4 separate regions of the Mus musculus genome follow, and regions 1, 2 and 3 are each linked to region 4. The links are chromatin loops, found by intact Hi-C in ENCODE. Cell type or tissue: left cerebral cortex. All regions are shown on one strand.

Region 1 (8,000 bases), 56 kb before region 4:
AAGGTGAGGGAAAAGAAGAAGAAAAGAGAGAAGGAGGGAAGGAGGGAAGGAGGGAGAAAGGGAAGAACTATATCATATATTTCTAAAACAGAAGAATAGGATGCTGTATAAAGATAAGGCACAGGGCTAGGGGGATGGCTCCGTGGTTAAAGTGCTTACCATGAGTGCAGATCTCCAGAACCCACAGAGACACCATGTAAGCATGGCAGCCCTCCTACAATCTCAGTCTTGAAAAGCAGAAACAAAACTCACAGAGCAAGCTGGCTACTCAGTCAGGGAAACAGGCGACATACAAGGAAGGATAGTTGCTGACATCAGCTCCATGTTCACAAAGTACACTCACCTAGACGCATGTGCACCCACACACAGGACATACACATGGCCAACAAACACACAAAAATCAAACAGAAGAAAATGAGGAGGCACAGAATGATACAAGTAAGAAGAGTTACAGTGGCCTTTAAAAGCTAAATACTTAGTAAATATTTATTTGAGAAATAACAGAAAATCTCTTAGGTGATAATGTCACAAACAAGGAAAGAATACAGGTCTATGGAAAAAATATTAACGAATAAAACAAACTGGAAAATACATATAAAGTAATGAAAGACAAGAATTTACAACTTGAATAAAATGTAGTTGTTATCCCACTAATACATGCAACTTAGTTTTGTTGCCTGAAGTAAAGTATACTTTGCAATTACAAAAATAAAAGTATATGAAGAGAACAATGCCATAAAATGGAAACTCTCAAATGAAGAAAAAGAATATCAAAAATCTCTCACAATAGGTAATTCTTCATTTTACATTCTGATCACAGTACCCCTTCCATGGGCCCTCCCCACTGTGCCATCTTCTTCATATCTGAAAAGAGGGAGGTCCCCCCTGGATACCAACCACCCTAGCACATCAAGTCACTGCAGAACTAAGCCCATCCTCTCCCACTGAGGCCAGCCAAGACAGCCCAGTTAGAGGAGCAGGATCCACAGGCAGGCAGCAGTCAGGGACAGCCCCTGCTCCAGTTGCTGGGGGACCCACACAAAAAGTAAGCTGAGTGTCTGCATCACATGGATGGAGGGCCTAGGTCCAGCCCTTGTATGTTCTTTGGTTGGTGGTTCAGTCTCTGGACCCCGAGGGTCCAGCAGTTGACTCCGTTGGTCTGCCTGGGGAGTCCCTGCATTGTCTAAAGAAGCAAATCATTTTGTTTTTTGTTTTTTATTGAAAGTTTTAGATAAAGATATTTATATGTGTGTTCCCAGTTATAAAAATCATAGATAAGCTAGGGTGATGACTCCTATCTGTAATAGTGTACTCAGGAGAGTAAGACAGGAGGATTGTTATAAGTTTAACTATCAACCAGTGCTATATAATGATTTCCAGAGTGAAACTGTCTCAGAAAAGAAAGACAAAGAACGTACCTATCACAGATAAAAACACACACAAATCACAGCACAGAGCCTGATTCATAGATATGCTCAGGAATAGTTGTCCACACCCTACCTGTCAAAAAAACCTTAAGGAACAAAGAGTTCTATGTAAAGTTTTCCTTTAAAGAAAATTAGTCTTTGAAAAAATATATTTATAATGACAGTCAAATTGAATAATATTCATGATTCACTGAATATACTCATTTGATATTCATTAGACAACATCAATGAATTTTAATGTTGCTATAATTCTCTGAACAATTTTCTATTTGTTATAAGCTACACACTAAGTAAAGAGAGTATTAAGATAAATTTAAAATAATCAAAACACACTATCTCATGCCAGGCACGTGGCTTTAATCCCAGGTAGAGAGAGAAGCAGGCAAAATGCCCAGGCCAGCTAGGAATACACAGTGAAACCCTGTGTTAAACCAACAAAAAAATAAAACCCTCACTACTTCACCTTCAAATTTCATGGGTCTTACTTGATTTCAACATAAACCTAAACTTTTTGGGGGGGTTGGGGGAGATGAAACAAGGTTTCCTGTTGTCCTGCTGACCTAGCCCTCAAAAGATGACGTGAAACTTCTGATCTTGCATCTTCCGCCTCTCCAGTGGTACAGGCGTGCACCATCATGTCCAGCTGACACAGAACTGAGAGCTGAATCAGGACCTCAGGCAAGGTAGACAAGCATGCCTCTCACTAACTTATATCTCCAGCAGAATTTTTTTTTCCTCATGAAAATGTGATTTTTAGGATAATGTTCTGATTTCATCTCAGGTCCAAATTACAGGCCCGGGCTTAATGAAATCTATAACTATGGACAATTAGGCTGGACGTTACTCCCTTACCTACAGCTCATTTTCATTTTCATCGGCACAAATGAAGAGTGCTCTGTCAACATCATCAAAATGAGCTGACTGTACAGAAGCGTCCGAACAAAGCACGGCCGGGGCAGGCAAGCTCCCTGGGCTTGAGTCGGCCTCCAATCTTACTGAGTGACCTCGCATAACCAAAGTGCTCAATCTCCTCAAAACTCATAGAACTTTGATATGGATTCATGAATGATAAATTAGGCACTTTATAATAAATAAGCAATTATTACTATAGTCTACTTTCTAACATCCTCCATATTAAGAGTGAATAAACATTCACCAGGCAACACCATTTACAGACAACATGTGAGTTCTGAAATATTCAGTGATGAGTGAAATAAAGTTCTAATTAATCTTATGAAGAAATGTTTTTCTTATTTTCACAATACAAAAAAGTAGTTTACAGTACCTTCTTTCTTGTCACTCTGGCTAGTTTCTGCATGAGGAAATATTTTTTGCAGGACTGCTAAGATGTTGTTGAAACTTCTTTCTAGCAATGGCCTTATAATGGGGGACAGCGCCTGTCCTGAAGACATCACAGCACGTTGGGAAGCAGGCACGATGTTCTGCATGGCATGGTAGAAGTCGTGGGCGCTGAGCACTATTGAGGTGACATCCAGCTGCAGCTTGTGGCTGCTGGCATAGATCTGAGGGTAGCGCCTCCGCAGGGCAGTCAGGGCGGCTTCTGTACACAGGGCCTTGATGTCAGCTCCACAGTAGCCTAATGCACAAAACGAGAAAAGGAACAAAATTAATTCTTCCGAAGATCACTCTGGTTTCATAATACATACATTTCTATCTAAAATAATCAGTAATCATTGGCAAAATTGAAATGAATCCTTTAAAATCACCTAACAAAACTGACTAAAAATGTTCTAAGTATTTTAAATTATCAAAAACATAAGCTAATAACATTAACACAAAAAGTCCTGTATTGTGTGTCAAAAACCACTGACTGCGATGCACAGCTTTCTTCAGGGCAAGTTTTCAAAGAATTACTGCTACATTTCAATCTTTCATAACTAATCTTAATCTAGACTTTATCCTCACACTATACCACTATGCAACATTCTTCATCTTTCTTTGATTTTATTTTGAGACCAAATCTCACTAAATTGCCCAGGCCTCCTGCCCTGGCGTGCTGAGTACCTATGACTACAGGTGTGTGTCACCTCTCCTGGCTTATTTTTTCTAATATTACTAACTTCCTAAATACATATGAAAAAGTGATACAAAGGTATTATATATAAGGAGAATCTTCAAAAACTTATAATTTACCATCAGACCTGAGCATAGCACAATAGTCATTAACAAGTTGAAAAGCACTGTAACTTAATGTTGTAATTAGACTATTGTTTCCCACACTGACTCTCATTACTTACCTACTTACTTCTGCAAAACATACATTTACAAAAATGATCTACTAGAAACTCATGTCACAAAAGGGAAAAACAAACCAAAACCTTCAGATTAGCCAAAGACTGTCTTTTACTATCAGCAACTAAATTAAACTTCACTTGGGCACCCTTATCAGTTGCACCAGCAGGGGGAGCCACTTGAACAAGTTATAGAACATTATGCCCTAAACTTAGGGATCACTATTGAGTTGTCTTCCTCTTTATACTTCATGTTGACTTTATGATACTTATAAATACCAAAATAAAAATGATTACAAAAGGAAAAAATGACTCGTGAGTTTATAATCTGAGAATTTGCCTTAAAAACTATAAACAGATTAAAGAAATATTATAACAATCTAACTCCCAAATAATTCTTCAGAATAACTATGTTTATCATTAGTCTTCTATTTTATACTTCTCCATTAATAAATTTTTAAGTACATTTTTCTTTGACATACAGTTTTTATATTACTTCAACAAAATGAGTACAGAACACTTGTATAACATTATAAAGTAGAAAATAATCACAAGAACATGAATTTTGTAAGATAAAAATAAACTACCATCATCAAATAAGAACCATACTTATATTCCCGGTAAATATCTGCACAGTGAATGGACACGCAGTGGTCCTCTTTACAACAGCTGCTCAAGTTAACAAGAAAAGCTCAGAGGCTGGTGAGATACAACAGCAACTATAGAAGTACTCATAAATCCTCCAGGAACATAAGGCAGTATATTTGCCATAGTAACATGTTAATTATATACAATGGCAATACGCTATTCATTCTTTCCTAATTGAGTCCACAAGATTGACTTTATTAACAATATCAGAATCCATTTTCTAAAGAAAATTTTCAGTGGGTAATCACAATTACTAGACAAAAAAAAAAAAGCAGACAATATTGTCTTTATCTGCTTGTGCGAAATTAACTGGCCTGTATCTATGGTTCTCAATTTTAAAAACTCATCAGAATGAATGCAAACTCCCAGGCTCCACAACAGTGAGTCACTCTCTGAGAGTTTAAAATTTTAAGTATGTATTTTGAGAAAAATTTAGAAATTCCTCTGATGCACAAAAAAGTTGAGAACCATTCACTTGCTTCTATATGCTTCACTGGATTCAAACACTGAACACAGTACACCAGAACGGCAATGCTCTGGGTGAACACTGGCCCTCCCTCAGGGGCTCTTGTCCTGCTCTAAGTGATAGCACACCTTGTACTCTCACAGTGTTCTAGTTTAGGAAACAGAGGATGCTGACAGAAGAAACAACCTTAAAAGTTAAACGTTTACGTTCTTGTTTTTAAAGCATCCTTTTTCAAAACCCACATTCACCATTCCTAAACAATGCTCTACTGGACACCAACAGACTGAAGAAACATGGTTCTTTCATGTTACTATTAGGTTATAATTTTGTTTGTTTGTTTGTTGGTTGGTTGGTTGGTTGGTTGGTTGGTTGGTTTTTCCAGACAGGGTTTCTCTGTGTAGCCCTGGCTGTCCTGGAACTCACTCTGTAGACCAGGCTGGCCTCGAACTCAGAAATCCGCCTGCCTCTGCCTCCCGAGTGCTGGGATTAAAGGCATGCACCACCCCCGCCCGGCTAGGTTATAATTTTTGTAAAGATTGAAAATATAACTATAAAGGGTTAGGTTAGAAAAAAGGATCAATATTTTTATGAGGATTTCTTTAGAAAAATTACAAACAAAATGAAAGCCCCAAATACAGATATTTCATAGACATGTTTTCGTTGTTTTAAGCCTCTCACTGAAAATAAACAGAAAACATTAGATAATCCGTTTTATTAATTGTAAGCTATTTTTTGTATAAATGTTGACACCAGCTTTTTATGAAATTTCTTTATTACTTAAAAAGAATACCTGATATGCATGCAAAAGCCTCCAAGGTATCTCAAGTCAAAGTCCATAGCCTATAAAAGGCCAACTATCCTTGCAGATATTCACCAAGACTGCATAATCTTTGTTAGGCATAAATCCCACTGAACTGAAACCATACATGTTAAAACATATTTGAGGTATATAGTAATATTCAAAATAAATTTAAAATAGTAGTTCTAATAGGACAGTAGTTCTATTCCTACTTGAAGATCTGCATTTGACCATTCTTAACATGAACTGGTTTCTTAAATGAAATCAATGCCATAACTGAACACACAACCATTTAATTTCACTGGAATTTTATTTAACTCTCCAAAAAGCCAATGGTATATAAACATATCTCATACATACTGCCACCCCACAAAAAGAGGAAAAGCAAGAGAAGTTTCAGTCCAGTAAGAAATTACATTGTAAATGTCTTTTAAAGACCAACTGCATGCTAAAGTAAGTCACTTGGAAAAGTGCAGAATACTGACTGACCTTTTGAAACACATATGAAAACTGAAACTCAAATATTAAGATAAAGAATTAAACTTCAGTGTGTAACATTTCAGATGAAAGGCAGGGTAATAGAAAGTTATTTTAGAATAGCTAGGGATTTCTCACTTCTTGAAGACAACTATGAACTTCAACTAAGGCTCATCCTGTGACAGATTCACAGAAAAATCTACAAAAGCTCCCAGTCTGATCTGAACTCTAATACCATAATATGATAAATAAAGGGGAGAGGGATCAAAAAGGAAAGACTGGGTTCTGTTTTGTTTTGTTTCGTTTTAACCAAGTACCACCCTCTCCCATAAAGCAGCACAAGGCTTTGCAAAGATCAAGCCAATGTACATGAAATGGGTCTGGCGCATGCTCTCTTATACCAGGCAAAGCTTAAATTGGGGTAGTGCTGGAGAGATTTACGTTTTCTCCTCACCAGAAGATGTCGAGGTCTTTGTGGTTCAAAAGCTGAGGGATGCTGCTTCGGAGATGGAAGTCCCTGTGGATGAAGAGGATAATTCGGATGTAGCTAACTGAATGGACTAATGTTCTATTTAAGTTTTAATTATTTGATAGTGGATCACAATGAAATTTTTTTTAACTAAGTTGATGTTTTTGGTTTTGGTAACTTTGAAGTTTTCCCAAGTAGATATCATTAATGGATTTATTTGAGGGATTTCTTCATAATGCTTAAAATATTCATGGAGATAGGTAGTTTTTTATTTGTTTTTTATATTTTGCAGAGTATGGGGAAAAAAAACCATGAAATGGGTTTAGTGCATGCTCTCTTGCCAGGAAGAAGGAAGAATGAGGGAACTTTCCTTTGTGTACATTCAGTTACTACTAACCTCCTATTTCAGACCTAATTAGAAGAGAGAAAGCCTCGAATTCCATCTCCTGTGGTTATCAGTGCTCTCATCCTCTTAGAACATCAATGGTTATTTATTCTGTGGGTGACATTTTTCTACTGTGATGTATTTAAATTAAGTTGAAAAGTTTTATATTTGAGGCAAATAGCAGTAAGGATTTTCTTTGCTGGCCCCTCCCACCCAGCTCTCTCTAGACTGCAGGAACAGAGCTGAGCCCGACAGCTCTATCCAGGACGCATGGGAGGCCACAGTGCTCATCCACATGGGCCTTTTCTCTTATGCTTGTCTTTCTTAGTAACATTTCTGAGAAGGGATAATTCCTAAGAGGAGACTGTAGTAATATGAAGGATGTTCAGCATTCAATGAAACCCATGTGACTTCTAAGCTTTGTTCACCAAACACCTCACATGATGAGAATTCAATCCATGAAACTTTAAGTGAAACGATTGTATAACTTTTAAATATGAATTCAGAGCCGTCTATCACACAGTTAAAGACATACAACTGTACTCATTCACATTTCAACATAAAGGGAAAGGCACACGGAGTAGGACAAGCAGAGACAGGCGAAGAGTTCAAATAGGAGCACTCACCAACACATTTTTCTGCCAATTCTCCTAAAAATGCATCAGACAGTTTTGGGTTCCAGTCCCTGGTGTGGATCTGCAAGATGTGCTTTCTGGCCTAAGAAGAAGAGTACAGCGGCGTAAGACAGCACCAACTTCTCATGGGTTTGCTGTAACAAATTCTGACTGTAACCCCACACTAAGCTGTTCTCTGTTTTAAAAGAATTTTAAACACCTTGGCATTCACATCAACCTGTTTGTTATAAAACCTAAGATTTTGGGGGCTGGAGAGATGGTTCAGCAGTCAAGAGCACTGGCTGCTCTTCCAGAGGTCCTGAGTTCAATTCCCAGCAACCACACGGTGGCTCACAACCATGTAATGGAATCTGATGCCCTCTTCAGGTGTGTCTGAAGACAGTGACAGTGTGCTCACATATATACATAAAAAGAAAACTTAAAAACAGAAACAAAAACCCTA
Region 2 (8,000 bases), 77 kb after region 4:
AACCAACTCACAAAAGTTGTCCTATGACTTCCAGCTATGCACCAAAGCAAGTGCACGTGCGTGCGCAAACGCTGAGGCGGGCGCGCGGGCGCAGGCACACACACACACACACACACACACACACTGCCTCGAGTCCAGCTAGGTCTAGGCTAGCACTGATTGCAAAATGACACCCAGTCTCAAAAAGACCAAACCAGATAAAAACCAAACCAAAACCAAAACTCCCCATCTAGCTTCCCAGAAGGATGAGAGACGTGAGACAGAGATACTGGCAACAGCTTAACTGATCATCCCGTTAGAGCCTCCTGGAATTAACCAAAAGCTCGGCTATTATCATTTGTAATTTAAACCAAGTTCTTAGTTCGGTTTGTTCAAACATCTCAAAGTTCGTAGGCGACTTTAACTTACTACAAACAAGGCTATATTCCTTAAGCTCTATTACCAGAAGTATCACTCGTGTATCCCAAGGGCACTTGTTAAAACCCACACCGTGAGCTTGCTTCTACTGCAGCCTGGTCCTCTTCCAACTCTCCCTCAACTTCTCCCCACGCCTACATCCCTGGGCCTGAAGTGCCACCCACTTCACACACACACACACAACGAAATACCTTAGTCTTCTGCCTCCCCGTCCCACACGTAAAATCCCGGGGCCGCTCACGTCACAGGACCGGGAATCAGAAGTCCCGGGCACCTAACGGAAGCCTCGGCCTTTGGACCTCGGAGATGCCTCTAGACTATTGGCTATTGAGTGCGTCACGTTAGCGGCGGGTCCTTCCGATGGCCATTAAGCGCGGGCTTTGCCGCAAGTGTTTCTGGGAGTTGTAGTTCCCGCGAAATCACCGCCCGAAAATCTTCACAATACACCTCAAGTGCTTCAACCTCTTTTCCCACGCAGGTCTCAACTGTTCTCTTAGAAGTGGTTGGCAAGAGCCGGGCGTGGTGGCACACGCCTTTAATCCCAGCACTTGGGAGGCAGAGGCAGGCAGATTTCTGAGTTCTAGGCCAGCCTGGTCTACAGAGTGAGTTCCAGGACAGCCAGGGCTATACAGAGAAAAAAAAAATTGGTTGGCAAGAGGGAATCGGAATTCTACAGTCAACATGTGTAAAAAGTTAGTGTTTAGTTTAGAGGGGAGTCAAGAACTCCACATTTAAAAATCCCATAAAATATCACTCCCAAAATGTAAATACATCCGTTTACCTGAAGCCAGCCTCGTAGGCCTGCCCAAGTAGCAGATCTGTTCTACCCCGATCTCAAAGTACCTGCCCAAGGCCATAACCAGTAGGGGGGTGAGGGTCAGGGTTGGAGGGTGGGGTGTCTTAAGCTTTTTTGTTTGTTTGTTTGCCTTAAGCCCTGACGACTCTAGGGCACACACACGGGTTTTTTTCTGATCCTAACGTGCACAGTACCGTAAACCAGCTTTTCTGAGCACCAACTTTAGTCCTTGTATCCTGGCAAGCTAGTATCTGCGAGCTAGCCACTTGGAAGAGTGGAGATGGAGAAACTGAGGAAAATGCGTCAAGTTCCAGTTCTGGGCCTTTGAATAAATAGGTCCTTCTCCCATACTCACCTCCCATTGGCTCTTGTCAGAAACAAATTCAGATCTGTGCAACGGGTGTAGAAAAGATGGGGGTGGGGGGCATTTCTTAAAGTCTCCTTCAGCCTTCAAGCAAATGTTTTCTCCTCCCAATGTATCTTCCTAGGGGCCATGGACGTAACCTCTGTTAGCTTAGCGTGAGTGAACAGGCCCTGGCTTCCCTGGATTCAAGTCCCAGGACCAAGGAAGCGGAATTCGGATTGGGGAAGGACAAAAGTATCTTTTTAGATCCTGGTTTGGTTTGGGTAGAGGTAAAAGAATTCATTCATTCCTTCTATAGCATTCACCATTCAGGCTGTCGCTGTATCTTCAGCACAGAGCTGATCCTCCTTTAATTCAGTTGGAATCCCCAGGGAGCAGTCCTTTACCTTGAAAGGTGAGACCTCCAATACATATACCTGCTGTAAAACTTTGAGGAATGATGAATGTGGTCTTAAGGTGGTTGAGGAAAATTCGTCAATAATTGGTTTCTTCCCTTCGCCGGCTCTGCTCCAATAGATTCGGGAAGCCTAACCCGGGTAGGTATCAGTCTCGGGTGCTTCCGTTTTACTCTGAACCCCACGGCACTGAGCACACGTATTTAAAGAGTTAGTTTAATTACCGACTTTCTCCTAGTCTGTAGGATTGAGTGGACTCCCTGGGGCTTTGCACCCTGTAGGTGCTAAATAAATATACACTGAGTGGATAGATGTGTGGATGTGCTAGTGCCGGCACGCCTCGCTCACCCTGCCTCCCCTTTCAGCCAGTGGGTTAATGGTGGTTAGTCTGGCCAGGATCCGGAGCAGCCACGTCAGGGTCGCTTCCCTCGGGCTCCGCCCCGGCCGACCCCACCTTGTCGCACAGCTCCACCCCGCCGCCCCCTTCCCGGCGGCCCCTCCCCGCGCAGGTCCTGACTCCAGCCGCACCTCCTCCGGCTCTGCAGTGGCGGCAAGAAGGCGAGCGGGAGTGCCTGCGGGGTCCGCGCCAGAGCGGAGCCGGGGTCGGGGCAGCCGCGAGGACCCCCTTGGAGGCGGGGCCTGTGGGACCGTGATGGGCGTGGAGATCGAGACCATCTCCCCAGGAGACGGTACCGGGCGGCTGGGCCCGGGAGGAGGAGGGGTCCCGGGGCGGAGTCCGCGGGCTGGGATCTGATTCCGAGGTGGCTCCGGGGACCTGAAGCGGGGAGAGGGTCAAAGATGCGGGCGACAGGAGGAGACCTCCTTCCCCGATTCTTGTGGGTTTCAGAGGACAACGCACCATCCCATTCTGCGCCCGCTCACCTTGGGGAGTGAAGGCGGCCACCTTAGGGCAAGGGGGTTATGTCCAGCCACTGTCCTAGGCTGCGGCTGCTATCTCCTGAGCTGCAACCTCTCGATTAACCGCTGCTACTGACTTCCCAGGTTTGAATTTCTGTTCCGTTTTTCCTGTTCGGTTCCAGGGATGATCTCGCTTTGGGGGTTCCTGCTGTACAGAGAAACCCCTCCTATTGCACCACACCTCCCCGCCCCTCTTGTCTGGAGGCCCCCAGGGCTGGGCAGTGGTTAGTTGTGGAGAGAGCCAATTTGGGAGCCTGCCACTCCTTTGGCTGCTTCTGCTTCCTATTTCACCCTCCCGGTCCTACTCACCCTTCCTGGTCATCTGCCCTCTACCATGCCCTCCTCAGTCAAAACCCAGCCTTCGGACCTGCTGCTTGATCCTCCTGGGGGGTCCATGGTGCCGGGTCAGCCAGGTCAAAACAACTCGCGTTCCATAATTTGGTTCATCGCCCCACCCCACCCCCTCCTCCCAGTCTATCTATCTCTGGGTTCCCTGTCTCACCAAGTTTCCTCAACTATTTAGAAAACTGGGTGTATTCAACATATTCAAGGAGTAGCTATTTCTTAAGCAAAATTTAATCCAGACCAAAAGCCACCCCCAAGGTCCAGAGTGTTTAACAAGCAAACTTGCTGTTGGATATTATTGGCATGCTCCTTCGCAGGGAGTTAAAGGGCTTCTTGGTTACAAACCGAGGGCTTCCTGGAAGTACCCGATACTGCCCAGATCACTCCTTGCAGATACACGTTTCTTCCCAGGCCTTGTCACCCACACAGCCTCTGAGCTGTCTCCCCATCTTCGTTCTCCCCGCCTTCCATTTGACTTCCGTTCTCAGTCCCCTCATTTTTCTCACAGGTCCCCTAAAATGCAGAGCTTTAAGGGCCCCTCCCTCAGGAAGAAAATCATTAAAAGACTCTTCCCCCTACTTCTGCAAGCAGCTGCCCTCTTGGTGATTGCTAGGGCGGGAGGGATCCACACTGGCACTTCCTCTTTCGATACTTACTATCCATGCATCCACAACCAACTTCACCAAGCCACTTGTGAGTTGTTAAACAAACCACTCATTTAGCAGATATTTATGGAACGTGTACACTGTGTGCTGGACCTAGGGTTACAGGATGGAACCAATGGGCTCTCACTGTGACTGGACTCTAGGACCCTAAGGATTTGTGTGTTTCCTGGTGGAACCCTTGTGCTTGCTAGGCACCTGCTGTACATGAGCTACATCCCAACTCTGGATTCCAGGTTTCGAGCATGTCTTACAACTAATTCTATTTCCCAGGTCCCTTTACTTCTCCAGACAGACGCCCACCCATCTTTTAACAGCCAATTTAACTGTTTTCTGTGGGGCTTTCTCTGGCTTCCTTTGGTAGGCTCCTACAGTCCACTAACCGCTGACTGTGTTGTTATGTTCCCAAGCTCCTAATCCAGTCTCATAGCTTTCTATTCCACCCAGTTTGTTTATCCAGGGTTGGCTCTGCATCTGCCTCTGTGCAGTAAAAACTTGCATGTCTAATGGGCAGCTCAAGATTGCCACCCTCACAAATCTGTTCCTTTCCAGTTTTCTCATCTCTCAGAACAGCTCTACCACCTTCCGGTTACCCAAACCCTAATCCTTTCCCACCATTCAATGGTGAGATGGGGAGTGGGCTCCTTCCTCTCATCCACTTGCATGCCCTTGTCAGCCCTGCTTCCAAAACGTATCTCTAATCTATTTCACTCTCTTCTCTGCTAATTCATGCAACCATTGATTTCTTGTCTAGACTATAGCAACAGATGTCTAACCATCCATCCCACACTCGGGAGCTAGAGTGATCTTATAAAATCTTAATTCAGATTAGGTCATTTCCATGCTTTTAAACCCATCAGTGGTTTCCAATTGCATTTAGTATGGGACCCATCTCTGCACGCTGCGTGGTGCATCACTGTCATGTTCCTCTCCTCCATCTCACCCTCTTCCTTCCTATTCTGAAAGTGCACCAATCTTTTCCTGCTTCATGGTCTTTTGAGTTGGTTCCTTCTTAAGCAGCAGCTCAAACCTCATCTTCTTCAAAATGCCTTCCTGGCTCACCCTTTCTGAAATTGCCAGCTCTCTGTGTCTCTCTGAAATTCATCAGTGTTCATTTTCTTTAAAGGATTTATCACCATCTGTAATGATCATATTTATGTGAGCATTGTCTCCTTCCATTAGAATGTAAACCAGAGAAATGGCTCAGTGGCTAAGAGCTCTAGCTATGCATGAAGACTTGAGCCTGAATCTCCTCACTCATCCAAAAAAGCTAGGTGTGACATACACACACACACACCCCACTCCATTGCACCCCACATGACCATCCCATGTACACAAAAGAAAGAAGGTAGACCCTAGAAGAGCAGGGCTCCTGTCTTTATTGTTCTCCGATGTATCTCTGATATGAGGGCACAGGCCTGGTCATTATTGATTTCTTGTTAATGATATTCATCTTTGATGTAATCATGACTCTATAGCAATCTGAGATTTAGGTTTGTGCTTCTCTTCTTCACGGGTTCATATATTACTCTCTGTCTCTGGTCATCTGACACACAGTAGGCTATTCATGATTCTGGTCTAGCACGTAGTAGGCTATTCCTGAACACTTGTAAAATAGATGAAAGTAAGGGAGTAATTTTAGACTAGGAAATTGAGACCAGTAGCATCAAGTTCAAATACAAACCAGAAAGGAGACATTATTAGTTTGGGTTTGTTGGTTGGTTGGCTTTTTGGTTTTGTTTTGTTTTGTTAGTTTTGTTTTGACAAGGTCTCTCTATAGCCTTGGTTGTCCTGGAACTCACTATGTAGACCAGGCTGGCCTCAAATACACAGAGATCCGCCTGCCTCTGCCTCCTCAGTGCTGGGATTAAAGGCCACCACCGCCGCCCATCTTGGTGAGCTTTTCTAATACCTAACGTTTCATCTGCTTTAATCTCTCCTAACAGGAAGGACATTCCCTAAGAAGGGTCAGATATGTGTGGTGCACTACACAGGTAGGTTTCATTCTCTCAGCACTGGCCCAGGCCTGCCCCTCCCAAGGCAGGGCTGTCCTATAAGCTTCCTCAAGAGGATCTTGTCCATGGATTGCCCTCAAAGCCCAAAGTTGCCCATGACCACTTTTACTTTTTCCTTACCCACAAAGACCACCTATGGTACCAGCCTCCGAGAAAGTCAAACACCTCCAGTTTTACTACCTGTTACTCTGAACTTTCTTTTCCTGTCTGATGTTTCAGACTTATTCTGGAAGGTCTGAGCACCCTCAAAATCCCCTTTTATCCTATTTTTCCTCTTTTGTGCCTTCCCACCTCCACTGCAGTGAGAGGGATGGGGTTAGTGGCTGCATTGTCTCCAGGTGCTGGGAGAATCCAGAGGTAGTTGCTCCAAGTCTACTGTCCCTTCTTGAATGATGTGTTTGAAGACCCAGGGACCAAGGGACAGTCTATACTTATTTAGTTTATCTTATGTGTATGGATGCTTTGGCTGCATGTGTGCCGCATGTGTGCCTGGTGGAGGTGAGAGATGTCGGATCCCCTGGTACTGGAGTTCTGGATGTTTATGATCCACCATGTGGGTGCTGGGAACTGAAGTGGGGTGCTTTGGGGAAAGCAACAAGTGCTCTTAAATGCTGAGCCATCTCCCTCCTCCCGGCCCCCAGGAACATTCTAGATGAGTTCTTTAGGACTGCTGGCAGGAAGATTACTGGCAGGTGTTTGCTCTAAGAGGTGTGAGTTCTCTGCCTTGTGACTCGCTTCCTAATGTGGCAAACTCTATGGGTGACAGCCATTTAGCATACAGCAAGGCCAGCTTAATTCCTGGGACATATTCAGATGGGGCCATTTTTAGCAGTTCTCTAGGCCAGTGTGAAGCACCAGATTGGTTCTAGCAGATGACATGGCTGGTTTTTTTAACAGTTGTATCTCCAGCCGCTGATGTCAGCACAGGAGGGCTGTTTTACCTCCTAGTGATGTGGCCTAATTGCCCTGGGGCCTCTGGAGCCTCCGACCAGGGTAATTGATTTATCTGTTCTACGTGTTGTGGGCAGACCATTGTTTATCCAGTTAATGAAACCAAAGATCCTTCTGCAGAGTTTCCCGACACTGTATGCACTGAGCAGGCAGGGTGTGTTAAAGGAATCAGCTTACAAGTGGCTCTGCTTTTGGAGACCTTGTCTTGTCAAATACAGCAGGAGACTGTGTTTAGGAAGCTTCTAGTAACCTTTTAAAGAAGTAAATATAAGCTGGGCTGCTGGCCCACGCCTATAATCCCGTCACTTGGGAGTGGGAAGAAGAGGATCCAAAGTTCAAGGCCAACCTTGGCTGCATAGTGAGTTTGTGTGTCTAGTCCTGCTTAGGCTGGAAGAGGACATTAGATCCTCTGAAACTGGAATTACAAACAGTTGAGAACTGCCGTGTGGTGGCAGGAATTGAACTGAGGTCCTCTGCAGGACCTTGGCAAGGTCCTCTGGCCTTGCCATTAGTCTTTTAATAGTATCCTTTGAGCAGAAGTTCTTCATTTTTCGTAGTGATGTCATACTAGTCAGTCTTCACGCTTACATACTTTTCTGTGTTCACTTAAAGGAGTCTTTCACTCTATTGTGAAGATACTCGTGTATTCATGTTTATTTATCACATAGTAGAAATGGTGGTGGTGGTGTTTCGTTTTCTTTTCTTTTTTTTATTGTTTTGTTATTTGAGACACGGTCCCAGGTGACTGAGGTTGGCTTTGAATTTGTCCTATAGTCAAGGCTAGCCTTGAACTCCTGGTCCTCCTGCGTCCAGCTGAATCTTGGGATTACAGTGCATACCATCATGCCTAGCTACTTTGTAGAAATTCTGAATGGTAGGATGCCTACTACTCCCTTATTATTTTTATTTTATTATTCATATTTAGGTCTAGGATTCATCTAGAATTGATTCTTATGTTTAGAGGTGCTAGAGGTTTAAGTTCAGTTTTTCCCCAATGTGGATATAGGTTCAATCCAGCAATGTTAATCCAAAAAGCCATCCTTTACTTGTTGTATTAAAGAAACATCTTTGCAAAAGAAGTCAACATATTTATGTAGGCCTGTTTCTGGATTATGTAGCTTTGTCTGAAATCACAGC
Region 3 (8,000 bases), 320 kb after region 4:
TCCCGTCCTAATGACAAGTACAAAGCCTTGCCTATTTAGATCTCTCACGTTTGTTCTCTCTCAACACTAGCCTCTTCCAAGTTAAGTCCACTTCGAGCTGCAAAGAATTTAACTATCTGAGTCCAAAGGCACTGAAGTGATGATCCAAAGTAGTAGAAATGAAGGGAACTACAGAGGAAGACTCTTGTAATGCATTTTTTAGCCTTCTCATATGGCTCATTTTGATGTTGATTAAAAACTGAACACCAAAAGAAAAGGCTATTTTCTACAGTAATTAGAATAAATCACAAACCTAAGAGAGACAGCACCACAGAGAGGACGACAGACTAATTAGCTTGAGATTTCTCACTGAAGGAAGCAGGCTGGGATGATAGCAGGTAACACTTACTGGGCACTTATGCTAGGCACAGCAACTAAGCACTTTATATTACATACAACACTATGAAATGGGGACTATCATTATCCCTGTTTTAAAGATGAAGAAGAAACAGAAATTGGAGAATTAAAGAAACTTGCTTAAGGTCATACAACTATTTGGAACTAGAGCTGAGGTAGGAGGTCTAACTAGAGAGCCTATACTTTTATCCAACAGAGTTGTAAACATGTACTCAATTTTTATTAAACCAGACCTTTCCTCAAATGAATATGCATTGACCATGAAAAGGATTCAGAAAACATAAGCCAGGTGGTTAAATACAACAAATTAAGTGTCTCCCATCTGGTAGTAACTCCCTGATTGTCCGCCATAATCACAGTTGAATAGCTGTACAGTAAATAACAGAGTTTTATTCAGTGTCTTGATATGGCTGACAGTATATAACAACGTTATTTAGTGTCTTCATATGGCTGTGAAACTGCCCTTTAATTGAACCTCTCAAAACACTGCAAATGAAATACGTTGCACTCTTAGAGTTATGAAAATACATTATTTCTCGGTCTATTCACTGTTATTTCTGTTCAGTTTCCTCCCCCATTTCCTCTGTGCCTCATATCCTTTAAGCCCCATTCAGTTCCTCTTTCTCAAGAATACCTACATGCACGTTCTACCCCGGAGGGTGTGTCAATGTGCAACCACTGTAAAAGAGCCAAGTATAAATACATTTTAGATGTATGTTCAGCTTTAGATCTATGCAATTGCAGAAAGAGCTTAGGTGCTGAAGTTAAAAGAATTCTAAACTGAAACAAGACACTTGTTCTTACTAGCTCCGAGACCTAGAGCAGTCAGTTAAAAGTTAACATTTTACTTATCTATCTGATGGGAGGACATTACTTACAAGGCCTTCATGTGCTTTAAATAAGTATATAAAACACTGAGCATAGTGTTTTATATACTTATTTAAATATAATATTAGTAAGTGCTCTATAAATGACCACCATGGGAGATACACTGTGATACTAAAGGAAGTTTAGTGGGTGATGCACAATACATATTTTTTTATCAGAAGGATGGAACTCTGTGAAACTCTAGATTGAAGATGAATCAAAACTAAATATCTTGAGATTTCATGCCCCTGGTAGCAGACAGCATGCTGAGAATATGTAAAATGGTCGTTTTACTCCTTAATACACACACACACACACACACACACACACCTCTAAAATTTCTAAGATTATATAAAAAAATGTCCACTTTGTATAGGATAAAATGACCAAAATAAATTCTTGAAAAATTCTCTAAGTTTGGGCAAAAGGTGTGTGTTACTCTGTTTTTGTAAAAATGCATTTTTAAAGTACAAATCCAATCCCCTGAATGTACATATCTCCTCACACTCAGGAAATATCGGGATTTGAGCCTTTGGATATGTTGAACATTTTTTTAACTTCGTTAAATGGTTACCAGCATTACTTGGAACAGCAGCAGCACACCAGTCATAAGAATAACCGCCAACGTAATGGCAAGCACATAACTGAATTTTGCAGGCCTCCCATCAACTTGTATAAATGTTGTAGGCCATGTTTCTAGATTGCTTTTAGGTTTTAGCACTGGATGACAATACAGCAAACCGTGAAAGGGAAGTTAGCAATTTCTCAAAGGCTTAAGCACCTAGTTTGGCCTCCAGTCTGTACTACCTAAACTAAGCTAACAACACAAAATTCCAAGTGACACCTTGCGTCCCCTGAGGAAGTAGGAAACGCCGTGAAACAGACAAGAAGCACGGAGTACGGCAGTAATTTCTGTGTCAACTTGAATTCCTATTGTAAAGTAGCTGGGTCTATCCAAAATGTTCCTGTTCGTTATGAATGCAAGTTTCAAATGAGTGTATTTGCCACGGACAATCACTGAATAACACAGAGCATGACCAATACCTGCAAACAGTGTCTTTCAGCAGAATGAAACTTGCAGCCTCGGTTTACCTACTCACTATGCACTTGTAGGTGCCTCTTCTCCCTTAAATAAGCAGTGAACTTTGGCTACAGAGACTCCTCGCTGTGCTTCCTATATATACCCTAGAAATGCATAATGCAGAAGTCAGCGCTTAACAGTTCTCAACTTTAGCTGTTATAACGCGAGCAGTGGACGCCAAGCATCCGCCCACTGTCCTCTCGTGACTCCGGCTACTTTGACGCACCGGGATGCGGCTCACCTGACACTCTGCAGCAACCCTGACCAAGGAGGAAAAAGAAAAGAAAGGAAGAAAGAAAGAAAAGAAAAGTCAACTAAGCCAAAATAAAATAGGTCCCCAAGGCAACGCGCACCCAGCCCAGATGCCCCTAAGGAAAGCCCGGAACCCGGTCGCCACCAGCGATAGGCGGAGGCCGTCACCTGCCAAGCGAGGCCGCGGCAAGGGGCCCGGGCTTCCCGGCCTCTGAGAGGAGCGGCCCGCCCGCCCCGCGGCGGAGGCAGGAACCCCGGGGCCGGAGGTTTCCGCCCGGCACGGCCGTCCTCGGCCGGGGCCTAGGGCGGGGGCCGCACGCGCTTCCGAGGACTGAACCCGGCGGTGCGCGGCGCGCAGCCCCCTCTGCCCGGCCCGTGGAACCCCGGGGGCGGCGGCGGCCGCACCTGCCCCGCGCCCCTCGGCCGCGCCGACGGGCGGCTTCACCCACCTGGCGCCTCGCGCACGTCCCGGCGCGACCCCGCGCGCTCCTCGACACCGGCGCGTGGGCGCGGCCAAGCTCCGGGAAGACCCTGCCGTGCCGCGGCCGCCGCCGCCGGGTCAGTCGTCAGGCCGGCCGCAGCGAACCTGTTGCGCAGCCTGTCACGGCTGCTGGGCTCTCAGCCGGCGCCGCCTCAGCCCCACAACAACATGGCGGCCGCGGCCTCCGCAGGAAGCCGGGGGGCGGGGAGGCGAGCGACGGGCGGGCAGTGACGGCCCGCCCGCCTAGCCGCGGGACACCTACTCCTCACCGTGGGGAGCGTGACACTGCGTGGCGCTCCTCCTCGCCCCCGGAACCGTGGAAGGCGTGGGCCGAAATGCTTCTCCTCCCGCCAGGTCCCGAAGCTCCGCGGCTGACAGCCCTTCCAGGAGCTGCCAAGACCCCCCACCTGGCTCCTCCTCTTCGAGGTGACTTGCCGGGGACTGGGTGGGACATTTCCTGCCACAGGACCCTAAGGTTTTGGAAAGGGCCAAGAGATGTCCAGGACATCCCCGTTGGACCACACATGGAGCTTGCTGTCTCTCAAGCTGGAACCTTCTTATTCACTGAAGGTCTCTTCGTTAACATGTGAGCAAGCCTTTCCTGAGAATGGGGAAGTTAGAGGTGCAAAGGAGTTGCCTCCACCTTTGCTGCAGATCCTTCTCAAGGACTCTCCTTAAAGGATTTTACCACACCCAAGAGTTAGCTGTCCATTCACCATCACACACACACACACACACACAGAGAGAGAGAGAGAGAGAGAGAAAGAGAGAGAGACAGAGACACAGAGACAGAGACAGAGACAGAGACTGAGAAAAAGCATCCCTCTGTTCACACACAAGAGCAAGCTCATGACAGACAGGAAGACCGTCCCGGACTTTTCTGCTTGCAGAAGCTAAACATCCTTACCCATCTAATAGGAGAAACTCATACTTAGAACTTATTTCTATTCTGTGGTTTCCTCACTCAAATCACCATTCTTTATCTGCTGTTTGACAGAGGCAACAGCACCCCCTGGACAAAAAAAAAGCTTTCTTAAGGTTGAGGATGAGGAAATGATGGTCCCTAATGGGCAAAATGGGAGTGTAAGGTTTCCATGGAAGGAAGTGTACTGAGATGCAAAACTCATAACGTAAACTGGTGCGTGCCTGTAACCCCTGCACACAGAGAACGAGTCGCATCAGTCTGACTGCTGAGAAGGATTGTGAATTTGAGGTCAGTCTAGGCTATATAAAAATTGTTTTTTAAAAATCCCATAAATAAATGGATGTTTTCAAACATTAGTATCCCTATGATTTCAATTGAAATGTGAGAGATATGTGTAGATCAGATGACCCCAGGCTTCACTGACCCCTGTTGGGGCTGATGCAGATAGAAAGTCTGACTTGAAAGAGATTGCGGAGATGCTCAGGGCCAACTGAACTGGACAACCAACTCTTAGGAGGAATTTAGCAAACATTGATGGTGATAAACAGGGTTTTCTTGCTCTCACGGTGTTTTCTTAACTCTTCAATTAGCCCTTGGCTTGCATTTTGGTGTTCGGGACTTGGTAACATTCACCTTGCCTTCTTTCTGTTGAGGTTGCTGGATCCTTGAGAGGAGGGCGGTGGGACGCAGGTGCATTTAAAGGCCTCCCTTGAAGAAACTGCAGAGCTATCAGAAATTGGAGTTCTGTATGTCTGCCTGCAGTATCCCAAACACTAAGTCAACAACTTGGGATTTTTTTTGTTTGGTTTTAGGGTTTTTTTTTGGGGGGGGGGGATGGTCTCTCTGTATAGCCTTGGCTGTCTTAGAACTCTCTTTGTAGACCAGGCTGGCCTCAGAGTCACAGTGATCTGCCTGCCTTTGTCTCCCAAGTGCTGATAATTCCAGTTTCTATTCAGAACTTGAGATCAATCTATCCTGTCACAATGTAGAGTATGAGGGCCTCCTCTAGCCTAGCTTCTCTTATACATACATATGCGATTCTGGAATAAATCTGGACTTACTTAGTGGATATAAGTAATGAGGGAAGAAAAGAAATGAAGGATTCTCAGATTGCTGGGCAGGCCTTGCTAACAGTAGTTCTTTCTGTTCAGCAAGCTAAATGGAATTTTGGAGGCTGGCAAACACAGAAGCAACCCAAGAAATGTTCTTGCTGCCTTTAGATCTTTCTTTCCCTACTTATGCAAAAACAGTCCTTTTTGTCGTTTTTGATTTTTGTTTTTAGGCTTGCAAAACCCTTCTTCTCTCCTTGTGTCTTCTTTAGCCAAATACCAGAGCACTCAGTGTCCAGCAAAAACTTCAGCACCTGAAATAGTCAGTCATTTCTCTCCACCCAGAATTCTCGTCATCCTCAGTCTTTAGGAATTTATGATTCAGGTAGGTGATGTAGCAACCCTCCCAGTTCATTCCTCCATTCATGGGCTGGTCTTGAAACTCTACCTGTGAATTCCCTCAGAATTTCCCAGATCTGACTGTCATTTGTTTACCTCTAGCATGGACTGTAGATGAATAACAAGCCCTACCTAATTCAGAGACGTTCTGTCAATTCCCTAAAAGATTAGTAGTTGGTGTAGCGTGAAAAGCTTAGGGAGCAGGGAAGTAAACTATGCATATCATATTTCTCCCTTTCTGCCAAATCTAGGATAGGCTCTTAGGCCATTACTATAAACCAAGGTTTTACCATGGGGACCCCTAACCACAAGCTCTTTTCCTTTCATGCTCCTTCCAGCCTTATAGATCCTGTTTTTAAAGACCCCATTCTTCATCCAAAAACCTCCCAGCCTGTCTTCAAAAGAAGACTATGATGGTAAGGACAGGCTAGAATAGACAGAAGGAAAATATGCAGATTTCAACCATAGTGTAAGGTAAATATTATATAGGAAACTGTGTGAACCAGGGGCTTGTCTTTTACATAAGACCTTTACCACTAATAGACTGCCTATGGCAATGCTATGTATAACCTTAGTTTTAAATAAATAATTTATAAGGAAATTAAGAGGCTATGGCCAACAGAAACCATACTGATTTGTCCAGATATTTGTTACTTCTGGTATTCTTCATTCTTTCCTAAGGACCAGAGTTTCCATTTATAATTCCCTTTAAGTAACTTTCTTTAGTGTTTAAAGCTATAGTGCAGGTCTATTTGCTACAAATTTTTATATTTTATATGAAAACGTAGATGTTACTTGCTTTCATATTTGCATGTAGATTTACATCCATGGATGTAAAAGAATGGGTTGAAATAAATGAGGTGGCTCAGTGAATAAAAGCACCCACTGCCACTCCTGATGACTTGAGTTTGCTCTCTGGGTCTCGAGGATGGAAGGAGAAAATCAACCTGCAAGTTCTCCTGTAACTCCCACCTCTACAGCCCTGTGCCCTGTATAATAACAAGTACATGCTAAATAAAATGTAAAACTCTAAGCTGCCACTCCCCTCCTTCTCACTGAATATTTAACTGTTTGGTATCCTCATTAAATATGTGCCAACAGTGTAACTGTGCTCCACTGCAGAGCACCAAAGCCCTGCTCTGCCACCCCCACCCCCCCATGCCCAGGACATCTGAGGACATGAGTACTGGGAAAATGGACCTGTTTAAAGTCATTTTTGGGGTTTTTGTTTGCTTGTTTGTTTTTTTGTCTTTCTTTGGTAGGAGCTTGCTCATGTCCCCTGTTAGCTAAGGCATCTATTTTAGTGGCTTATAAGAAAAAAATGGAACCTAGGCATTTCTCCTATATTCTCTCTCTTCCGAGAAATGGATAAAAGGTGAAGTTTTCCCTTTCTCAGTTCCTTTTTCCTTTCAAAACTTAGAATGAACTACTGACAATAGTGATTAAGGCTTGAAGATTTAAAGTCAAATCAATCTAGGAAACCAGGTTGAGGTTGACCTATTATAACAGGGTGATACACATGATGAAACGTAGGTCAGGGTAGTGAGTTCAAGGCCCACGAAGAGGTCTAGGCCTTCCATGAGATGTCTTTGTCATGTCACTAATTGGATTGTTTGTTTTTACAAAATTAAAAGTTACTAAGAACCTCACATGTTCCTAGTTCCTAACCATAGTCAACAGGACAAACTGATCTTTAGGTTAGCTTCTCCACTCGACCTACAGACCCTTTTTAGAGTATAGAGTAGAGTAGAAACAAGTGAAAACAGGAATGGCTTAGAGGAGGGGGTGGGAGGGGGAATCTCCAACTGTAGCATTGGCAGAGTATTACCACTTTCAGGCTGCTGGTGTTGTGGCTGCTGGTGTTGTATATATATAACTTGAGATGCTGGCTTAAATCCGGATGGTACTGGAAAGGCAGTGCCAGGCAAGCTGGGGAGGGAAGTCAGCCCAGACTTGGTTCTGTGCCAGCACTGTAGGGTGGAACCAAAGGCCGGAAAGCTCTGACCAGGGTGTGCTCATTCATGACTGACGCACCAGGGCCTTCCAGTCTGGCAGGTGTAGCTCAGAGAATGGGAATCCAGTGTGTATTCAAGAGTCAGACATGGTTCCAGTCTGGCATGTATCCCCAGCTGTCTGCTTATGTCACTGTTTCTGTCTACAGATAGACTAGATACCAGATGACTTCTTATAATAACCTAACTAATAATATAGCCCTTTGCACTAGGTAGGACTTTTTTTTTTTTTTTTTTTTTTACCATTTTAGTTTTTCTTTTTTGTGGTGCTGCAAATGGAACCCGGGATCTTATACTAACTGTGTTCCATCACGGAACTGTATTTCCCACTCCTGAGTTTCTGTTTGTGATCATCTAACCTGGATGGCCTTGTAAAAAGGAGAGGTCAAAACCAGGCTTCACCTTATATTTGAGAATTTTCTCATGCCTAGTTTAGATTTTCTTTTGCCCCTTTACCTAAAAAACAAAAACAACAAAAAACAACAACAACAACAAAAACCATAAGCCTTGCTGTTCTGCATTCAGATAGCAGCAATGT
Region 4 (8,000 bases):
GGTGGCAGTTTTACAGGTTTATCCTTTTTGTTTTAAATTACGTTACTTATTTACATCCAAATCACAGCTTCCCCTAGACAGAGTTGATTGGTTTTTCAGAGACAGGGTTTCTCTGTGTAGCCCTGGCTGTCCTGGAACTCACTTTGTAGACCAGGGCTAGCCTCGAACTCAGAAATTCACCGGCCTCTGCCTCCCAAGTGCCTCCCAAGTGCCGGGATTAAAGGCATGCGCCACCACGCCCAGCTCGATTGGTTGTTTTTTGAGACCGTTTTTACCAGCTATACAGAGAAACCCTGTCTCTAAAAAAATTAAAAAATTAAAAAAAACTAAAAATAAAAGATACTTAAAAAAATCATTTCAATACACACAGAATGCATCTACTTCCCTACATAGACAACACTTAAGAAAAAGTCAAAACTCTAGGAATAACTTTTGGTGCTATGATTTTCTGAGAGAAATGAAGAAATAAGTAAAATGAATGAAATAATTTAAAAATCACGAGACGGGCCGGGCGCGGTGGCGCATGCCTTTAATCCCAACACTCGGGAGTTTTACAGGTTTATCCTTTTTGTTTTAAATTAGGTTACTTATTTATATCCAAAAAAAAAAAAAAAAATCATGAGAAGGGGAGGAAAAAATCAACATAAAATATAGAAAACAGCACATAAGTAGGAAAAAAGGAACTCCTTAAATACTACAAAGAGGAAAGAGCACAAGTCTCACTACATATATAACTGAGCATCTTCTAAAGCCACAAAGTAGCAATCCAACTCCATTGAATCAGGCTTTCCAGACAGGAAAAACTGTCCATGAAAGACCCCCACAGACACAGAGTGTACATTTAAGCTCCAGAAAGGGTGGACTAGAGGAGCTAAATTCCAATAACATAAAGACAAATTAAAGGGCCAGCCACATTCAAATCAATTCACTTCAGAAATACACAAGAAATGCATAACATAAACAATAAATTCAGACCTGTAACTTTTCCTCTTCTACAGGTCCAATAGCTCATAGCATGAAAGTATCTCAAAAACTTCTCAGAGAGCAACTTAGATTCATCATCTGCTATAGCTATAATGTAAATCCCTTTAAGAACGAAAGGGAAATATTTCAAAGTAAATCTTAAGAGCCAACTGTTGCCTGGCGGCTGGCGCACGCCTTTAATGCAGAGGCAGGCGGATTTCTGAGTTAGAGGCCAGCCTGGGCTACAAAGTGAGTTCCAGGACAGCCAGGGCTACACAGAGAAACCCTGTCTCGAAACCCCCCCCCCCCAAAAAAAAAAAGAGCCAAGCCAACTGTTTATGATCTCTTAAAACACTTTAAGAGAGTTCTCAAGATAATGTTTCATTATATCCTTCTAGAAAAACAGTATCTTTCATTCTTCTGGCCATTTAAAAGCTACCAAGTGTTCACTTCTACATTAGACTATTGATTCTTTGCCTTTTAACATCTCCATAACAGCTGCCTGACAAATTACCTCACCTTATTCCTCAGGGGGTGAGGACAGCATGAGATCCCTGAATTCAAAAATGGGACCACAAACTGATCAGTGAGAGATGAGCTAATTGCCTCAGATGAGTTTGACAAGGCTCTAAAGACTAGGCACTCATAGCATGATACAATTACATACTTAGACGCTAAATATTTAATTTGCGCTTTAAGTGTAGAGGACACACTGTTCCTTAAAATTATTTAAGAATGTGATAGCATCAGAAATTTGTACCTTAGGATGGTTTCTGGAGGAAAAAAAAAAACCTCCAGAACACTTAGCTCAACCAAAGAACTCTATACACTCCTAAAAGTCTACTAAATTAAAACAGCTCAAAAATACTTTCCGGATTTCTCACAAAAAAAGATACAATAAATATATTTCATGGCATGGTTGCTGTATATACTAAGCGTATACATAGCATTTCTGTTGTGTATACTAAGATTCATTCTGATTAGTGTCAACACAGAGAAAACGTATAAACAAACCACAACTTTGTAAATCCCTACAAAACCTTGTGTTAAGTTACAAAAATTGTGTGAATTTAAAGGAATATTTTAAATAAAGAACACTGTTCAGTCAAATTACTCTTAGAAAGTTAGCCTCTTTCTAGGCAGAATTAACCCACTCCTTGAATTCAGAACCAATTTCATAGTAACACAAACTTCTCGATGTGCTAGCTTCATGTTTTACACTACAGGTGATAAAAGTTCAGGATCTCAGATCTCATCTCTAAAGAACTAAAGCAACTCTTGCTTCTGCAATTGTACGGACCACAACAACGCTAGTTTGACTTTTGAAAAACATTTCCTTAACAGAAATGTAGAAACCATGTCACGATGGCCATTCGACACGTTTCTTTCTACATACTCCCTTTGTAACTTGAAAGTCCTCTGCTCTCTACAAGAACCTTGGTTAGCTGGCTGGCTCGCCCTACAGCTTACAGCACCGTGTCTGATCTGCCTTGCCTACAGAGGCGTTAAGCGTTGGTTTTGTTTTTAAAGTTGGTGTCAGTGCAGCTACAAACTTTTTTCAGCATCCCTGCCTGCCTGCCTGCCAACTGGAGCTCTGTTCACTTCCTTACCAACTTGAACCACCCCCAAACTAAGTAAACTCAGACAGCGGCAAGAGCTGACACACTTTCAAGAGGGGTTTGACACCGCAGAAAACTTTCACTTCTCTCTTCTCCCCTTCCAAGCCAGGCACTGCAGCCTTAAATTCTTGCTTCCTCTAGAATTCCCTTCTAAAGCCGGGCAAGGACACGGATGGCAGAGCATTCTAATGTCCCCGAAAGGAACCCCAAGAGCCATCTCCCGTGGACTCGAGTGCTGTTCTTTACACAAAAGAACCGGGCCGGCTCAGCTAAGGTGCTGGAGTCGCGGCCCTTCGGCGGCTGCCACCCTCCACCGCACCCGCAAGACGGTCTCCGGCCAGACAAAGCCCGGGCGGCCGGGCCAGCACTTTCAAGCCTCGGCCGTGGGCCGCCGCTCTTACCCGGGCCTCGTCCAGGGCGCCGCCGCTTCCCCCGGCCTTGGCCGCCGGGCAGCTGGCCGCGCGCGTCTTAGAGGAGCGGGTCCGAGAGGAGATGAAATGGCTGCTGCCGCCGGTCGCCCCCGGCTCCGCTCCGGCTCCGGCCCCGGGCCCAGGCCCGGGCCCAGGAGACTTGGACCCGAGAAGGCGCAGAGAGCTCTTCCGGGTGTTCACCATGGTCCAGCCAGGGGGACCGGGTCCACGCCGCGCCCGCCGCTCCCGGGAGAGGCGAGGAAGGCCGGCCCGCCGGCGGGCAGGGGCCAGCGGAGCCTCGCCGGGCCGGCTCGCGTTGCCTCTCCGGGACGCAGGCCCGACAGGCTAGAGCGGAGCAGAAGCCGGCGGCGGCGCGAGGAGGCAGGGAGCGGGAGGCGGAAGCGAGGCTGCAGGCCGGCCGCGCAGACCCTGCGCCCGCTCAGCGGTCCTCAGCGGGAGCCGAGCGGAGCCGCCATGTCTGCCCCTTTCTCTCTCGTTCTCTCTCTATCGAGCTCCGTGCGTCAGGTCTCTGGCGCCGCAGGGCCGACAAGGCCGCTTCTGGACGCGGCCGCTGCGGGGCGCTGCAAGGACGCGCAGCCCTTCCTTCTGCACAGGCCCCGCCTCGACGTGACGTCAGCATCGGCGGGAGGCCTGCGGGGAGGCGCTCTGGGCTGTGAACCCCACAGTGGCCAGCTTTTGCTGCCCTGTCTAGACTGGGGGATGGGCAGAGCCGGCCAGGGCGCAGGATGGGTTTCCGCGTGGAACGTAGTCCGGACCCTTCAACGCCTGGCCAAGACCGAGGACCCCAGATTCCAGACCCCTGCGGTGGCCTGGAGGACGCCAGGAACGGCCGACCAAGCGCGGAGTAGAAGGAATGGAGAGGACGGTGCGGTGCGGAGGGGTTCCAGTTGCCTAGGTACTTTGGGCAAGACCCCTAATGAACTTGGGCTGCACATTGCATGACTGTCCAAATGATAATGGCAATGAATGAAAGAAGTCCCTGCGGTAATCCACGCAAGTTAAACTAAGAAAAAACAACTCTAGGAACTCTGCATCCTTTTTTAAACTCACTATGGAGACCAGGCTAGCCTTGAACTCTGCATTCATCCCAAGCGCCAGGATTAAAGATTTGAACCACTGAACTCAAGTGTTGTTCCCTTTGACTTTAGCCAAGTCTACCGGAGGGATTTTGCAGCATCTTTTATCTCCATCCTACCGGTGTGCAGAATTAAGACAAAACACTTCCAAAGGAAAAAAAGTCAAAGTACTATGTAATTATTAAATTAATGTAATATGGAAAGGTCTGGAATTATAGAGGGAAGAATAAATGTTCATTTCAAAGCATCACAGTTTATCTAAGATAGAGAGCCTAGTCTTTATTTGGGCAGAAATTCCCCTGATTATTACACTAAAAAAGTGAAGAGTGAATAAAGACTAAATAGCTTCATAGTTATAACATTTAGCCATGTAAGACCCCAAACAAAAAATTAATAAGCTTTGTTCAGTCCTCACTATATAGAATGTACAGAGTAGTTGTGTGTATTTATATATATATATATATAAATAAGTAAATAAGTTCAAAGCCAACTTGGTCTACATAGTGAGTTTCAGGACAGGCAGAGCTACATAATGAGACCCTCTGATTCTCAAGAAAGCTCACCAACAAATGGACAAGAGATCAGTAAAGTACAACTGGTGGTAAGAAGCACGAGCCCCTACTTCAAGCAAGGACCTAAGGAACTCCTTTAGAGATACATTCTGAACTACAAAATGAGGGGAAATACATCAAAGAAAGAAAGAAAGAAAGAAAGAAAGAAAGAAAGAAAGAAAGAAAGAAAGAAAGGAAGGAAGAAAGGAAGGAAGAAAGAAAGAAAAGAAAAGAAGGAAGAAAGAAAGAAAGAAAGAAAGAAAGAAGGAAGGAGGGAAGAAAGAAAGAAAGAAAGAAAGAAAGAAAGAAAAGAAGGAAGAAAGAAGGAAGGAAGAAAGAAAGAAAGAAGGAAGAAAGAAAGAAAGAAAGAAAGAGGAAGCAGGCATGGAGAGCATAGGGCACAGCTGTCTGTACTAGAGAAAAAAAATAAGTCAATAAAATACTTTTTAAACTTTATTTAAAACTATATACAAATAAGACTTGGGGATATAGTGTAATGGCAAAACACATGACTATACCGTATAACCCTCTCCCACGCCTGTCAAAGTAGCACAATAAAAAGAAAAAAATTACACCCGTTCAAAAGATACTAAGTTTGCTTCCTTTTAGGAACTACCAAAAGCTAAACCCTAGAGGGAACTTAGGCAGAGTTTTAAACTTCACTTCTGTTTTCAGCATATTTGTCCTATCCAAGGGAAATCAGAACCTCTATTTTGAGAGATTTTAAAAAAAATTATTTAAAAAATTTAAAGAAGCCGGGCGTGGTGGCGCACGCCTTTGATCCCAGCACTCGGGAGGCAGAGGCAGGCGGATTTCTGAGTTCGAGGCCAGCCTGGTCTACAAAGTGAGCTCCAGGACAGCCAGGGCTACACAGAGAAACCCTGTCTCGAAAAAAAAAAAAAATTTAAAGAAAAATCCCTGAGCCAAGACAGCTTTTATGTATATGAGCACATCATCCTTGTCTTCAGACACACCAGAAGAAGGCATCGGATCCCATTACAGGTGGTCATGAGCCACCAAGTGGTTGCTGGGAATTGAATTCAGGACCTCTGGAAGAGCAGTCAGTGCTCTTAACCGCTGAGCAATCATCTCTCCAGCCTTACAGCTTCTGTTTTAAAGCCAGCCTAGACTAGCGCAGCAAGTTGAAGGTCATCCTGGGCTACACTGCAAGATCCTGTCTGAGAGAGAGACAGAGAGAAAAGTGTATCTGGGCAAGTGCTCTTACACTGACCTTCACTCTTGCAATTTGTTTTATTGTCCTGACAAGATCTTACTAAGTTGCCCAGGCTAGCTCTGCACAAACTTGTAACCTTAGTATTTTGGTCTCCTTGGCAACTGAGGTTACTTATAAACATGTACCACCCTGATGACTATAAAAAAAAAATTTTAACAAATAATGTTAGGACAATTGGATATATGTTATGCATAAAATCTCTTTATTACTATCTCATGTATAAAGATTAACTTTAAATTGATTAGAGGCATACATAAAGCTGTGTAGTGGATTGGTCTGATGCTACTGTGTATTTTAATGCTAAATACTTGCTCCCAAGATCTGGTTGCCTCTGATGAGCAGGAGCAGATGTTATGTAAACCTTGCTCCCGGATTTAACTGGTCAACAAAAGACTACAGCCTGTGATTGGGTAAAGGGAGAAAGATGGGACTTGAGGATTAAGTGAGAGTTCTCAGGAGAGACCGAAGGGAGAAGAAAGGGCACGGAGGTGGAAAAGTCTAACATGAGAGGAGATGGGCCATGAGCACTTGGCCAGGAAAAACAGCAAGTAGCAAGGGACACATGGCTAGGAAATAAGTCAGAATAGCTCCAAACCAGCCCAACCTAGGCTTATGGGTTATAAATAAAATACCTGCATTGTGTGTCTTTTATACAGGCTCGCTAGAATGTTTTATTCCTGTTAACAAAGCTGTTAATTTTTTAACTCAAAAATTTTATAATCATAGGGTAAGAAGACTCCGGGGGAGGAGGGGGGGAGGGGAGAGAGACATTTCTCAAAAAAGACATAAAATATTCTATAAAAGAAAAGATGATGATTTTTATGATTTTTTATGTAAATAAAAAAATATTTAAAATCATCTTTTATTTAAATTAAAAAGATGATTTTTTTATGTAAATAAAAAATTATTTTTTGTTTGTTGACACAGGTTTCTCTGTGTAGCCCTCCCTGGCTGTCCTGGAACTCACTCTGTAGACCAGGCTAGCCTTGAACTCAGAAATCTGCCTGTTTCTGCCTCCCAGGTGCTGGGATTAAAGGTGTCAGGCATCCTTTTTTCCCCCCTTTTAAAAAGGAACCAAGCAGTGGTGGCGCATGCCTGTAATCCCAACACTTGGGAGATATATATATATATATATATAAATGTAAAGTGGGCAGTGGTGGCATACCCTTTTAATACCAGCTCTCAGGAGGCAGAGGCAGGTGGATCTTTTAGTATGAGTTTAGCCTGGTCTACAGATTAAGTTCCAGGACAGCCAAGGCTACACAGAGAAACTCTATCTTGAACAAAAGAGAGAGAGGGAGGGAGGAGAGGAGAGGAGAGAAGAAAAGAGAGAAGAGAGGAGAAGAGAAGAAAGAAAAATGTAATAGTTGATGTTTTTAGAGATGGGGTTTCACTGTGTAGCCAATGCTGTCCTTAAACTCCTAATCTTTAGGCCTTAGATTCTCAAGTACTAGGACTACAGTGTGTGGCACTGTGCTCAGGTATGGTTAATCATTGTCTATTTGATTGCACTTGGATCCTGATGGTTCTGATCTAATCAAGGGTTTAATCTACTAATAGACTACAATTTGAATGGACTTTTGTGAAGTGGCAGAGCTCTAGAATGTAAGGGCTGGCTTTAAGTTGCTGGGGGTCATGCCATCTTGGCTCCTTCTTGTTACTCTCTGTGCTTCCCCCAAGACATGAGCAGCTTCAGTCTGCCACACAGTCTTGCTGCCCTGATGTTCTGCCTCACCCAGACCCACAGCAACCAGCTAAGGCGACCATGAACCTTTGAGATCATGAGCCAAAATGAATCATTGCTCTCCTAAGTTGATTTTCCTAGGTGTTTGTCATCTGATGAATCAACACAAATTAGCAATGGCAATGTCTTCAAAAGAGTATTTCCAGTGGAGGAGAAGCATACTCCAAGGCTGTAAGGCATTCCTCGGGGAAGATCTGACCCTGAGTTAGTAAGTATGAGATGCCATCCAACAGACTATTTCTAAGCTTGATGCATGTGAAGAAACACTAAATTACAAGGCAAAATTTATGACGTGAAACACGAGATTTGTGTGTTGTCCGGTATGTTTCCTAGCCATGCATAACTTAAATTTGCAAAATTAAAAATTCTGGATGGGGTGGAC

Evidence for each region. A loop is a pair of places that touch in the nucleus more often than their neighbours do. Peaks named below come from ENCODE experiments on the same cell type or tissue, not always from the same donor. Only the 100,000 strongest peaks of a DNase experiment are listed, where the experiment ranks them.
Region 1: it touches region 4 in a loop (2.9-fold over the local background); 4 of 42 quality-filtered maps call a loop at or near these places.
Region 2: a loop joins it to region 4, with 3 times the contacts of the local background. A loop is called at or near these places in 15 of 42 quality-filtered maps.
Region 3: it touches region 4 in a loop (4-fold over the local background); 3 of 42 quality-filtered maps call a loop at or near these places.

Annotation. Positions count from the first base shown.
Region 1 is chr12:4,968,992-4,976,991 of GRCm38, reverse strand. It overlaps Atad2b (ATPase family, AAA domain containing 2B), which reads right to left. Exons shown (of 28, transcript NM_001362349.1): 15 at 7,550-7,640; 16 at 2,713-3,024. Among named protein-coding and RNA genes, the nearest start is that of Atad2b, 56 kb to the right of the region's middle. In left cerebral cortex, a CTCF peak has its summit at 3,843 (motif pointing right); DNase peaks (open chromatin) are centred at 3,842 and 4,776.
Region 2 is chr12:4,836,060-4,844,059 of GRCm38, reverse strand. Fkbp1b (FK506 binding protein 1b) reads left to right here and starts at 2,487. Exons shown (of 4, transcript NM_016863.4): 1 at 2,487-2,661; 2 at 5,844-5,891. The coding sequence starts at 2,625. Wdcp (WD repeat and coiled coil containing) reads right to left here and starts at 757. Exons shown (of 4, transcript NM_001170858.1): 1 at 609-757. In left cerebral cortex, no CTCF peak of the experiment used is centred here; DNase peaks (open chromatin) are centred at 2,438, 3,905, 4,313, 6,705 and 2 more places; H3K4me3 peaks cover 2,596 bases; H3K27ac peaks cover 1,491 bases.
Region 3 is chr12:4,588,278-4,596,277 of GRCm38, reverse strand. Itsn2 (intersectin 2) reads right to left here and starts at 3,270. Exons shown (of 40, transcript NM_001198968.2): 1 at 3,046-3,270. It overlaps Gm3625 (predicted gene 3625), which reads left to right and starts at 2,547. Exons shown (of 1, transcript NR_169069.1): 1 at 2,547-6,483. In left cerebral cortex, no CTCF peak of the experiment used is centred here; DNase peaks (open chromatin) are centred at 2,535, 3,340, 3,991, 7,400 and 1 more place; H3K4me3 peaks cover 2,731 bases; H3K27ac peaks cover 1,662 bases.
Region 4 is chr12:4,912,905-4,920,904 of GRCm38, reverse strand. It overlaps Atad2b (ATPase family, AAA domain containing 2B), which reads right to left and starts at 3,552. Exons shown (of 28, transcript NM_001362349.1): 1 at 2,984-3,552. The coding sequence starts at 3,196. In left cerebral cortex, a CTCF peak has its summit at 3,564; DNase peaks (open chromatin) are centred at 2,547, 2,847 and 3,583; H3K4me3 peaks cover 2,605 bases; H3K27ac peaks cover 2,079 bases.